Linked DNA regions of Homo sapiens: all the other regions are linked to region 2. The links are chromatin contacts, found by Hi-C or POLR2A ChIA-PET in ENCODE. All regions are on one chromosome and are shown on one strand. The core of a region is the stretch at or near the end of the contact, and the rest is flanking DNA. Distances in the headings are between cores, read along the strand shown. Region 1 has its middle 85 kb from the start of LINC01991. Region 2 holds the start of LOC105374265 (a long non-coding RNA gene). Region 3 overlaps LOC105374264 (a long non-coding RNA gene).

Evidence for each region. Hi-C counts contacts between places; a loop is a spot of excess contacts on that map. ChIA-PET counts read pairs that join two places held with the same protein, here RNA polymerase II (POLR2A). Pooled maps may share reads with other maps.
Region 1: a pooled map shows a loop between it and region 2 (3-fold over the local background). The contact joins two enhancer-like sites. A Hi-C loop is called at or near these places in 6 of 50 pooled maps. POLR2A ChIA-PET finds 5 or more read pairs at or near these places in 5 of 52 experiments (BJ, OCI-LY7, Panc1 and 2 more).
Region 3: a map of CD14-positive monocyte shows a loop between it and region 2 (1.8-fold over the local background). The contact joins two enhancer-like sites. A Hi-C loop is called at or near these places in 1 of 168 maps with a recorded cell type or tissue (CD14-positive monocyte). POLR2A ChIA-PET finds 5 or more read pairs at or near these places in 5 of 52 experiments (AG04449, AG04450, CD4-positive, alpha-beta memory T cell and 2 more).

The regions. Positions count from the first base shown.
Region 1 is chr3:188,059,070-188,063,085 of GRCh38, reverse strand. No RefSeq gene overlaps it. Among named protein-coding and RNA genes, the nearest start is that of LINC01991, 85 kb to the right of the region's middle. Within about 2 kb of position 1,762, at least 5 of the 41 ENCODE cell types and tissues checked have a DNase peak (open chromatin) inside an H3K27ac peak, as active enhancers do.
Region 2 is chr3:187,933,207-187,937,547 of GRCh38, reverse strand. It overlaps LOC105374265 (a long non-coding RNA gene), which reads left to right and starts at 4,323. Exons shown (of 2, transcript XR_924814.1): 1 at 4,323-4,341. Within about 2 kb of position 1,532, at least 2 of the 41 ENCODE cell types and tissues checked have a DNase peak (open chromatin) inside an H3K27ac peak, as active enhancers do; they include CD14-positive monocyte, where a contact is called at or near this core.
Region 3 is chr3:187,848,585-187,852,612 of GRCh38, reverse strand. The region is part of intron 2 of LOC105374264 (a long non-coding RNA gene); the gene reads left to right. Among named protein-coding and RNA genes, the nearest start is that of BCL6, 110 kb to the right of the region's middle. Within about 2 kb of position 2,217, at least 4 of the 41 ENCODE cell types and tissues checked have a DNase peak (open chromatin) inside an H3K27ac peak, as active enhancers do; they include CD14-positive monocyte, where a contact is called at or near this core.

The DNA of each region.
Region 1 (4,016 bases), core at 513-3,012, 130 kb before region 2:
TCATATTCCTCATTTCACACGTGTAGAAATTGAGATCCAGAGAAAAGAGGAAGATTTACGTAGGCTGGCCAAGGTTTTGGTATGGTTGTTCCACCATCTAGTTGTGTCAGGATGAGCCGAGAGTACTTGTTAAAGTGTTGATTCTTGGAAGCTATTCCAAACCTATGAAATTAGATGCTCTGGAAATGGGCCCAGAAATCTATATTGTAGTAAGTACCCCCTGAGGTGATTCCCAGACACCCCAAGTTTGAGGACAACTGGCCTAAGTTTCCAAAGGTGCTTCATAGTTGACCCTGCAGAAGGGCTTTCACTCCAGGCTCAGCGCTCGCTCTCTCTGGCCCCAGAGACCTGCAGGAGCTGGTGACTCTGGAGAATACAGATCCGGAAGGGTAAATCAGGGAGTGAGGTTCGTTTTTTAGTTCTCCTGCAATTTGAGAGGCCTTGTTGCATTTTTTTTTTAAGACTAGTTCTAAAGGAATTGGGCAAATGATTCCTGTTTGCCTGTCAAGCACCATGATGTTTAAATGTATCTCTGTCTTGAAACACTGTTACTCTCTAAATTCCAACTGATCATTTGACAGTTGAAAAAGCTAGCATAAACCACTTTCTTTCCTTTTTTAAGTTAATAGCTGCACTCCAGTCTCTAACGCTTCATGTGTAACAGTTTAAAAGATTGGCATGCTTCCCTCTATGGCTTTCCCATCTCATACAAACTTTAAGTTGCTGAAAATCACAAGTGATCGTCTCTGAATCCTAACTATAGACATTAAAATGAGAAAAAATAGTTCTTCTGGTTGTTTTGAAAATGATATAACTCTTTCCTGATAGTTAAAATAACATTTACCTCTTCTTATAAGTTGGTCTGGGTTGTCTTACTATTTTATTATGTGACAGCTTCTAACATTTTAAGCCGATTCCTTCAAGTTGTCCTAAAACCTCAGTATCACTAGAGATTACTTGCTAAAACTTTATTTTTCAATGATTAAAAAGTAAACAAATAGACCAGGTGCAGTGACTCACACCTGTAGTCCTAGCACTTTGGGACGCCAAGGCGGGTGGATCACGAGGTCAGGAGTTCAAGACCAGCCTGGCCAAGATGGTGAAACCCCGTGTCTACTAAAAATACAAAAATTAGCCCTGCGTGGTGGCACGCGCCTGTAATCCTGGCAACACAGGAGGCTGTGGCAGGATAATTGCTTGAACCCAAGAGTCAGAGGTTGCAGTGAGCTGAGATTGTGCCATTGCACTCCAGCCTGGGGTAAAAAGAGAAAAACTCTGTCTTTTAAAAAAAAAAAATTAAACAAATAGATCATCAAGTTATTTATGACGATTAAACAAAAGGACACAATAGGTTTTCTCTTAAAAATCAGCTTGTATATGTATGCTTCTATGGAATATTTGTCTGGGCTTCAGGACAGGGATCTCCTGCTACCCCTGCTGTGTGAACTTGGATAAGGCACCAGCCTTTCTGGCCTCAGTTTCCCCATCTACAGAACAAGAGAGAGACATACAAGTGATTTTTGAAGACCTCTCCAGCTCTCAAAGTTATCAGGGTAAAGTATCAAGAGGTTATGAAACGTCTCACACTGTGGGAGGGAACAAATATGTCATGATTTTGTTCCAGTTTAATCTGTTTCACATTTAGTATAGTCCAACCTGTGATAGGTCCTCTGTGGAACATAGATGACTCACTTCCTGTCCTAAGTGGGTCTTCTCTGAGGTATGGAACAGATCCTTCCTTCAGATATGGAGCCAGCAGGGGGGGTCAATGGGCCTCTGGGCAAATTCTTCGTGTTCTTTATCTGTGTCAAATTAAACCTGCTAATCAGCATACACCTATGCCCAAGGGCATGTAAGGACAGTGCAGCTTAGAAACTAGATGTTCCTGAAAAGTGTGCCCATCAAGTTTTTATAAACATGATCACATTTTAAATGTAGAAGAGTAGTTGGCAACTGAAATGGAGATTAGGGTAAACCTTTTTGTAAGATGACAAATGCCTTTTGTTAAGTAATATTGAAGGCTGAAAAGCCCAGTGTATCTACCACTTCTTCCAGGGAGTCTCCCCAGCCTGCTGCTGGATCCTGGCAACTTCATTCATCTCCTTCCCCTCTAAATTCCACTCTACTTTAAGAGCTGAGCCCACATCAGTAAGTACAAAATTATGCTCTTGAAACCACAGGGTCCTAAAATGTTAAGGCCAGAAGGGAACTTTGAAACATCAATCTCTTTACCCTACCTTTATCACCCACTCATTTGTGTATTCATTAATTTATTTATTTAACAAATATTTAGTTAATGCCTACTGTGTGTTAAACATTGGGCTAGGCATAACACATACAGCAAAATCAAGGCATAGAAATCTCCTACCCTCATGGAATTTACATTTTCTCTCTGTGTGTAAAGGTAAACAGTGTATATGTTGGTTGGCTGATGGAATGGGGAATTACTGGTTGGGAATGGAGAGCTACTTTAGATTGGTGGGCAGAGGAGGTTTCTGTGAGGAGGTGACATTTAAGCTGGCATCTGAAGAATGAGAAGGAGCCAGCCAGGGCAACTGCTTAGGGTGGAGAGAAAGAGTAACTGGTGGAGACTGAGTGACGGGGAAGAACTGGGAGAGCCTAGAGAACTTGAGAGGGGTAGAAAAGGGGTAGCGAGGTGCAGGTGCAGACAAAGGCAGAAAGGAGGGCAGGGATCATATCAGAGAGGGCTTTGAGGCCATGGTGTGGAATTGGTATTTTCTGCTGAGTTTAGTGGGAAGCCATTGGATGGCAAAGAGCAGGGGAGTAAAATCTGATTTATATTCTTGAAAGATCCTTTTGGCTGCTTTTTGGAAAAGTGATTGTAAGGAAATGAGAAAGAAAGCAGAAAAAATGTTCTAGAGGAGCTTTAATGGGACTATTTTAGACTAGGGTTGTTGCAGTGGGGTGCAGAGATGTGCACAATTAATTTTGGGGGTGGACTCACAAGACTTGTTTCTGGTGATAGGGGGTAACTGGATAGGGGGTTAAGAAATAGGAAGGAATGAAAGATAATTCTTTATCTTTAAGCTTGAGAACTGGGGGAAGGGTTGTTTATTAAGATAAAAAGATTGGGGAAATACAGTACAGCTTTGAGAGAAAATCCAAGAAACCTGTTTTGGATGTAGTAAGTTTCATATTCTTATTGGGCCCTCGAGTAGAGATGTTGGATAGATCACTGATTCTTCTCAAAAGGCCTTCTGATTATTGCAAAGGTTTTAGCTTTGTCTCCTGATCTAGACCAAAATTCTCCTGAAGATAGGCAAAGCTTATGTTTTATATGTCTTCTTCTTCATTGACTTCAGGGTGAGAGGAAAGTAACACAATTTTTATACTCCCATATTCTGGATTAAATAGGCTTGGTGTGCTGAGTCTGCTGTATCGGCTTGCAAGAGCTAATTGCTAAGATTCCAGAAATGCTACAAGCCAGTTGTAAAAGCATCCTTGAATTCGGTCATGGTGGAGTACTTACACACAAAATTTGGCAAACTATAAATTGGGGATTTTTTTTTTCTTAGTGAGCCTGGTTACCAGCGTATCAGAGTAATGCACAGAGCCACCAACTCAAATGCCCTTAGGAGAAAGGAAGATAACATTTATTAGTGATTCATCTAGGACATTTCTCCCATTGAAATACCAAAGCATACTGGGCCCTAGCTAGGCTAAATTAAATACCTACATTGCATTAAGTTCAGAAACTTAAATTTCTCAATCAAGTACACACACACACACACACACACATACAATTACAAAACATTCAATTCCCCCCTTAACATCCCTAACAGAAAATTTTAAATTTGTATGATTGTTTCCCCTGAATTCAAATAGTGCACCTCAAGATAAAATCAAACATTCATGTCTAAATAGGAAAGGTATATTCCCTCTAAAAGACTAAAGTTCTAAGATGTTAGTTGTCATTGTCAAGATTCCAACTCAGCGTTGCTAGATCTTATGCATTTTCAAGAAAAGCCAGAAATCTGGGTTTTAATGAGAAACTT
Region 2 (4,341 bases), core at 283-2,782:
GGAGTGCAACAGCATGATCTCGGCTCACTGCAAACTCTGCCTCCCAGGTTCAAGCGATTCTCCTGCTTCAGCCTTTCTAGTAGCTGCGGTTACAGGAATGTACCACCACGCCCGGCCAAGTTTGTATATTTAGTAGAGACGAGGTTTCTCCATGTTGGTCAGGCTGGTCTCGAACTTCCAACCTCAGGTGATTGGCCGGCCTCGGCCTCCCAAAGTGCTGGGATTACAGGCATGAGCCACCACACCCAGCACATCTTTCTTTTCTTGCCAGCACTCAGAAGCTTCACTTCAAATAAACTGTGGGGAAAGTATACTTGATCAAGTACAGTGGACTATGGAATTCAGCAACTAGCATGGCAACCTAGACGGACAAGAGCTCGAAAGCAGTGCTGTGAAATCATTAGTATTGACTTTCTATTTGTAAAATAAATTGAAAACATACCCATAGATGAAGTTTAGAGTAAAAATAAAGAGGGAGGAGAGATTGCTTTGCTTGTTTCACAGTGCTGGCATTGGAACTATGTCTTTATTAAGGCCTCATGCAGAGGGAAGGGACTTGAACTAAACAGACTTCTAACTTCTATTTTAGTGGCATTCTCTTGCTGATGACCTTGTGCTTGTTTGTTTTCCTCTTTGGGCCTTTATTTCTTCCACCTGTTAATAAGCATCTTGGGATAAGACAGTGCCTCTCAAAGTGTAATGTCCATGTGAATCATCTGGAGATCTTGTTAAAATGCTGATTCTGATTCAGCAGGTCTGAAGTAGGGCCTTGGGATCCTCAGTTCTAACACGGTCTTTGCTTCTCCTTCAGTCATTGAGAAGCAGAGGCTAGACAGTTTTTAAGTCCTTTTCAGCTGTGAACACTCCATGTTTCAAATAATCTCCCAACACTAGAGTGAGAAGCAGAATAGGAAGGCCTCTCTGGATGGAACATCATCTATATTAAAATGCCTTTTTGTTTTAGACAGGAAAGAATGGAATTCCTAAACTTGGGCTTAAGCAAGAGGAAAGGAAAGCACTGAAGGGGACATTTACTGTGAGGTCTGAGGTGGTTCCAAAAGGTATTAATGCTTGGAAGGAAGGAAGAAAAACCAGGCAGAAAGTTGGCTTGAGGCAGGTATAGAAGTCAGGGAAAAACAATCCACAAAAACCAGTGGTGGTGGTGTTGGAAGTGGTCATAGGAAAGTAATAAAGAGTTTTAATGCTAATTCTCCAGAGATGCGTGATTGGCCTTGTGTTTTGTAGATATTGTCCCACAGTCCATTATGGCAATCCTACAAAGCTGCAGGGGTGCAGCAATGCTGTCTCCACCATAAGGCAGAACTAAGTGGAGAGAAAGGAGGGACAATCATACGGAGAGGGAGGGGAGCCTCTTGGACCCTACAGAGCCTTAGCTCCGACACCCCAGTAAGGGGCTGGAGCCTGCTCTGCATCTGCTGTGGCTCTCCCTGGGTCACCCACCGGAGCCGCCGTGGGCAGTGGTATGGGGGAAGGAAAGTGTCTCAGCACAACCTCAGTTTCACTTCCTGCCTCAAAACACAGAGAGTCATTATATAAATATCAACCTCAGCAGCTGCTGCCCTCATCCCTCTTCTCACTATTACTCCCGAAGCTCAGCTCACAGCCAAGGCGCCTGCCAGGCCTCTCACTTTCCCCTGATCCCACGGCACTTGCACCAGGCCCGCCAGGTGGGTGCCTGGGGCAGAAATGAATCACAACTGCTCTCTGGCCCTCCAGCCAGCCATACCCAGCAGCCCTTGCGTCGCTGAGCAGGGGAGGTCGTCCTGACTGGTAGCCCACGTTAATCAAATTAAACCTTGTTCACAGACGTGACAGGCAGTCAGCCCATCCGTGGAGGCCGCAGAATGCACCGTCAGCACTCATTGCTGCTAGAGGTGGGGCAGGAAAGAACGCAGCATGTTTATATGTATATATCATAAAATGTTCTATTAAATTAGCTAAAATCACCAAAACTTTCAAAGGTGTTTTAAGTCAGGAAGCAGTGTGGTAGGTATAAAGAGTGGTCTGGAATGAAAGACCAAGAATGTGTTAGTCTCTCTAGTATGAATGAGTAAAATCTTTTTCTAATCTCCAATCATAAGAACTCCTCTTTGAACTTTGGTTCATTTTTCTTTATTTTCTTTCTAAAGATGTTACTAAAAGAACAAACAAACAAAGAAACAAAAACCCAAAAGGCAGGCCTGTCACATGATCTCCCTGATCCTCAAGTTTTTCATCTTTAAAATAATGACATGAACCTGCTTCTCTTCCAGGGTTGTGCAAGGAACATGAGATATGTGAGGTTTCCTTCTCTGCCTATTGATCACAATGGTTGACATGTTACTCTGTGTGTGTGTGTGTGTGTGTGTGTGTGTGTGTTATAAGAGAGGTTAGCAAAATGTAAGCTGTTATTCCGAGCTATTATAATTACTGATACCTTAACCATGTTGCAGCCATGGTCATGTTAGAAGCGGAAGAGCCCGGGCAAGGACTGGTAATATGGCTTCTCTGGGTCCTTAAAACAGTCAATGGAAAGCAATGTTTGGGAATCTCATCACCTGTGTGTTACTCAACTGATCAAACATTGTTAAAATATGCTCATTCTCCCACTTGATCAACTTGCGACCTAATTAGATATTTGTGATTTATTATTAAGCAACAAAAACAAATTACTAAGCAGTTTTTCAGTGCAAATCCATTAAAAATTTATTTATAAGCTTTAGAAAAAAGATTTTAAAAAGATGATGGATATTCACCAAAATGTTAACTACTGGCAATCTCTGGGAGGAGGAATTTGCATGGCTTAAATGTCTTTCTTTGTACTTTTTAAAATCACCCAAATTGGACAGGATTAACATCAGAAAAATTGACCCCTCAAGGAACACAGAGGTTAAGTGCTGTTAGCTTTTCCTTTTCCCTAAACACACATGTTGGTGTCAAATGAAGGGAAATTCAAGGTGAGAGAGCCAAAGCAGGCCACCGGGGGGTCCAAGTAAAGACTTTTTACTGAATGAGGGTCTAGAATTATTTATTTATTTTATTTTTATTTATTCATTTTTTTTGAGATGGAGTCTCGCTCTGTCCCCCAGGCTGGAGTGCAGTGGCGCAATCTCAGCTCACTGCAAGCTCCGCCTCCTGGGTTCATGCCATTCTCCTGCCTCAGCCTCCCCAGTAGCTGGGACTACAGGCGCCCAACACCACGCCCAGCTAACTTTTTTGTATTTTTTAGTAGAGATGGGGTTTCACCATGTTAGTCAGGATAGTCTCGATCTCCTGACCTCATGATTCGCCCACCTCGGCATCCCAAAGTGCTGGGATTACAGGTGTGAGCCACCGCGCCCGGCCGAGTTATTTGTTTTTTAAAATCTGTTTTTCAAGAGAGAGTGATTGATTTCTATGTTTGTCAGTCTTTCAACCATTCATCCTGTAATCATTTACTCACTTGGTAATCAAAGTTATTGGGTGGTTACGTAGGACAGAAAAAGGGCATGAATTAGCTGTCCAATGATCAGGGTTCAAGTTCTGCTACCATTTTTCTGAAGCCGTGAGCCCTTTGTCCATTTGAGCAACATGAGGCTCACTCATATGTAAAGTGGGGCTCATGGTGAACATGAAAGCTCTGAGAACTCCACAGTGCTGGGTAGAGAAGGAGTTTCTGTGACATGCAAGCCACTGAGCTAGAAATCTGAGATAGAAAGATAAGCCATTGATACAGCCTGTGCTCTCAAGAAGCTTACACTTGACTGGTCTGCTGGCTTAATGCTGAATCCAGCAGTATGGGGCACACAAAGAATCTCTTAGGTGGAATCTAGGAATCCTGGGTTTGGGGTCAATCTGAGCCACTGACAGGTTGTGTGACCATGAACCACTCACGTTCCCCCTCTGACTCTCGGATTTCTATCTGTCCCATGAAAGAATTATTAAGCCTGATGATCTCCAAGGCATTTTCTAGCTTAGACATTCTATGGAATGAGTGAAAATCAGGCAAAATTTGAAACATGTTAAAATATCCATCATGAGCCCATATGTGTCATATGCTGGTTCCTATTTGAAGAGCAAGGACATGGGAACATTTTCGGCTTGAGGCAGTACTGGCATTCCAAGAGGCAGTTCCTGGCTCTGTCAGTGCTGTTCTTCAGCTGGAAGCTCTGTTTCTCTGCTTAGCTTCTGTCACATCATGATAGAGAGAGAGTCTTATCGAAGAAGACTAGGAATACACTTGTGAATCGTGAATAAACATGATGGGTATTGAATATTTGCATGCATTTTTGTCATGTTTATTGGCTGTTTCTCGAACCTTACTATGAGTCTGAATGGGGGAGGCAGAGAGTATGAGCAGTG
Region 3 (4,028 bases), core at 968-3,467, 86 kb after region 2:
ATAGCCTAGGTCCCAGGTTCATCTATGCAAACAAAGATAGTGGGCAATCTCTACAATCCTGTTCAACCCTGATATTCTGTGGCCCTATGGATCAATTGAGGCAGGTGCACTTGCTCTCTAATACTGTGTCCTTAGCACTTGAGTTTACACTATGATGTTGTGCTGTGAGACAGAGAGAGATATCAAGGGAAAAAGTGACACCATCACCACCATCTTCTGAGGATGGCGTCAGAGTGAGAAGGGGATTGGCTTTGGAGCCAGATCAAGGCAGCATGACATCTTGTCTCTCTCAGTTATTGACAGTGAGACTTTGGACAAATCTCAAAACCTCTTTGTACCTCTGCTTGGTCTTCTGAGTTTTCAAATGGATGCAAAGATACTTACTTACAGGTTGATGATTGTGTAGATCACATAAAATTGCTTTAAAAAGGCTGATACATTTATTACCTGTATGCAGTTTGTGATGTGTATTAAAAGTTAGGTCCCTTTCCTTACTTTTGTCTGGTAGATATAAAAATTCAGCCTGTTGTCACAACAAAGATTTGCTTAATTTCATGTGGCCCTGACAGTATAAGCTCTGTCTGCTGGAAGGGATAGTGAGACCACTTGCACTCCTATCCATTGGAGTGTATCCAGGGCCAAAAGAGGACAAAGTATGATTTGATTGGAAGTGAGAGTAAATGGGCACAACAAGAAGTATCACTGCATATGAAAAATAATTTGAGAGACCCTTGTCTGCCTTAGTTCATATAAATTATTGATATTAACCATAATAAAATATCCATGTTTACTTTCATATTAAAAGAGCATCTGGCATAGAGCATTGCTCAATACTTATTGGTTGAGGAAGTGAATTCATTTTTGAATGAAAAATAATGCCTTAAAGTGTTTGCCACCAGGTAAAATTGATGTTCTAGGAAGATTCATCATACTTAACTGTGGCCTTCGGTACCTTGCTGCACAACCCCTCACTCCTACCCTGAAGAGTGTGAACCCCACAGAGATTCATTCTTTTATTGTGCAGATGACAGATCTAGACTGGCAGATGTAAAGTTGTAAATGCTGAGTTGGTCTAAAACCCAGGTCTCCTGAGTCTCAGCCCAGGACCATACCACTGAACCACACTGCTTTGTCCTTAGGTTTCCAGACCTTCGGGCTTTCAGCTTCTCTGTATCATCTGCTTTTTTGGTTCCTCCATACACAATACTTGGAGGTTAGAATTGAAGAGCTTTCTGTGCTTTGCTGGGGCCGTGTTTCACAATTTTGACAAATATTCAGCTTGCCCATGTTAGTTTTCAGAATCCTCAGCGTTAACTGTTTGAAGAATATGGTTTGTGAAGGACTTTATGACTGTTTTGATTATTTCTTCCGTGTATATCTCCAAACTATTTGAGTAAAAACATTTTTGTGCTTGGGAGAAAAATACTAAGCCTTGCCTTGTTTCTAAGGAGAGGAAACCGAGGTCCAGGGTGAAGAAATTTTCTCAGTTAGATGTAGTCCCTGGAATGACAGCCTGAGTTCCTGTATTTCATCCTTTTTAGGGACCTATAGCACACTAGTTTTCTGGCTTGGACACAATCTTCCCTGAAACCCAATCTGGGAAACCTTCCAAGCAGAGACACCCAATTTTGCCAACCTTGCTGCCACCTTCCCCAAGATACTCATTTCCCAGCATACCAAACGTTTCCTCTTTCTTCCTTCCCCCACCCCTCTCCTCCTTCCCCTAGATCTCTTCCTCTGCCCAACATTTCCCTGGCTGTCAGAACTTGTTTCTTGTCAATTGCTTCTCCCTAAGCCTAGATACACCCAATGTGGTGTCCTTGACAAAACACTGTGTGGGGGTGATGCAACAGCCCAAGGTGTCAAAATAATTAGGTAATTAAAGCAGGGGAAGGTCAGGGTTTCTTCTGTTTGGAAAGACAAATACACACACAAAGAGAAAAGCAGAACAAGGAAGCCAATTTCACATCTCCTTTGTTTCTCCCTTGCTCCTTGACCCAATGTGAAAGCTTAGTGCCTATGATCAATTCTCTCAGAGTACTGGAATAAGAACCCACCTGACCTAGTATGCTTGGCAAGTTTGAACACCAAGGAATAGAACGTTTAAAGGTTTCAACACACCCTTGTTGTTGTCTTGCCTGTTTGTTTTCACACCAGCCCCACCCTGAGCTTCTACTGGTGCAATGGCCCCAGATGGTGGCTCAATGCCATGGATGGGATATTGCTCAAAGGAGTCTGTGGGTACGAAAGGCGGAGTCTCCTCCCAGGAAACCAAGCCTCAAGGTCATCTTCTCTTGGCTTTTATTTGTTTATTCGCTCAACATTCCACAGTTATTAAGAGCCTGCTATGTTTTAGGGATTGTGCTTGGAACATAGGATGGGGCTGAGAGGAAGCAGAGAGCAATATGAAATAGCCCCTGTCTGTCCGGGAGGAGCTTACTGTCTAGTGAGAAAGTGGCCATATGGGCAAATATCATAGTTTTGCTGGGATGACAAGTCTCTAACTGAGGTCCGAACAAAGTTCTAGAGATCTCAGAGAAGGAAGTGACCAACTCCCTGGAGGACTCTAGGAACAAGTGACAAAGGAGGTGACATTTGAATTATAACTTTAAGGATGAGTGAGGTTTCTCCAGACAAGAGGAGCAAAGAGGTCATTCTAGGCAGAGGAAGAGCATATTCAAAGGCAGGAAGGATGAAAGAGCATATTGCTTTCTGAGAATGTGGAGTTCATTGATACTAAAATTGGGGCTATGCTGGGGTAGGTGGGAATGAAGAGATATGGCTGAATATGTTGATAGGGGCAAAATCAAGGGTGTCCTTAACAAGATGCCTGGAATATGGCCTGCCCTGATGGCATCAGGGCACCACTGGAGATTCTGGGGCACAGGAGATGAGAGTAAATCTATAAGGCAGTGGCGGCAGCAACACTTCCTCCAGTTGTCTTCCTGCTGGGGACACACTCTCAGGTCTCCTCTCCTCAACCATCAGTTCTACTTTTCTCAGCCATTAAATAAGGTAGCTTTCAGCATCAGCCTCTTCCCAGGAAGAGCACACACTCAGATGACTGACTCCGGGGACCCAGAGACTCTCCCACCCACAGCTCAGCCATCCAAGTGAAGTGGAACTGTAGAGTGGTTACACAAAGGGCTTTGGCTTCAGAGTCCCGGTTTTGACTGGCTTCAGACACCCCTGGTTTGAACCTTGCCTCTGCCTGTTATCAGCAATGTTATATTGAGCCAGTGACTGAACTCCTCCAAAGCCTCAGTTTGCCTTTGTAAAATGAGATTGCAGGGTAATCATGCCTTCCTTATTGGGTTTTCTTGGGGAGGTAAATCAAGGGCAACACCATGCAAGTCACCAGTTAGCATAAATTTGCCGTGTTACACAACACCTGATTCATAGCACACGGAAGTGTTTTGTAAATTGCGTATGTGATAGACCTTCCAATTGGCGTTTTTTAGCCCTGTTACCAGCTTAACACATCATGTGTCTTTTGATAATGTGGCACTAAGATGTGGGCAAGAGGCTCCCTTACCTTGGGCCACATACTTTGTTTCTGAAGGTAAATGCCACCATGTACCACAGACAAAATAGCAAATAAACCTGAAAAAGAGGGTGTGGGCATGTCTATCGTTCAGGATCCAGTACTCATAGCTGGCGTAGCTGGACCCATAATCTCAAACATCCGTTTTTGTGACAAAAACCGTTGAGGCCCCCAGATCTACAGATATTTTGCCCTGTGTCGTTGAAACAAAAGGCGAATGTGTCTAGACGCTGTGAATGTTTGAGAGTTGTGCTATTATGGACTTTGGAGATGGGAGTTGTACAATTACGGACTTGGAGATGGATAATGCTTTGAAGTACAAAAAAATATTTGAATGGTTAAAGCACTTAGGTAAGAGAAATAAAACAATTAATTCACTTGTTAAATCCTTCCTCTCAGCATAAATGTAATAGATTCTTGATAACAAAGTAGTGCTGAGTGTCCATTTGCTTGCTTCTCTTTATGTTGTAATCCATGACTCTGA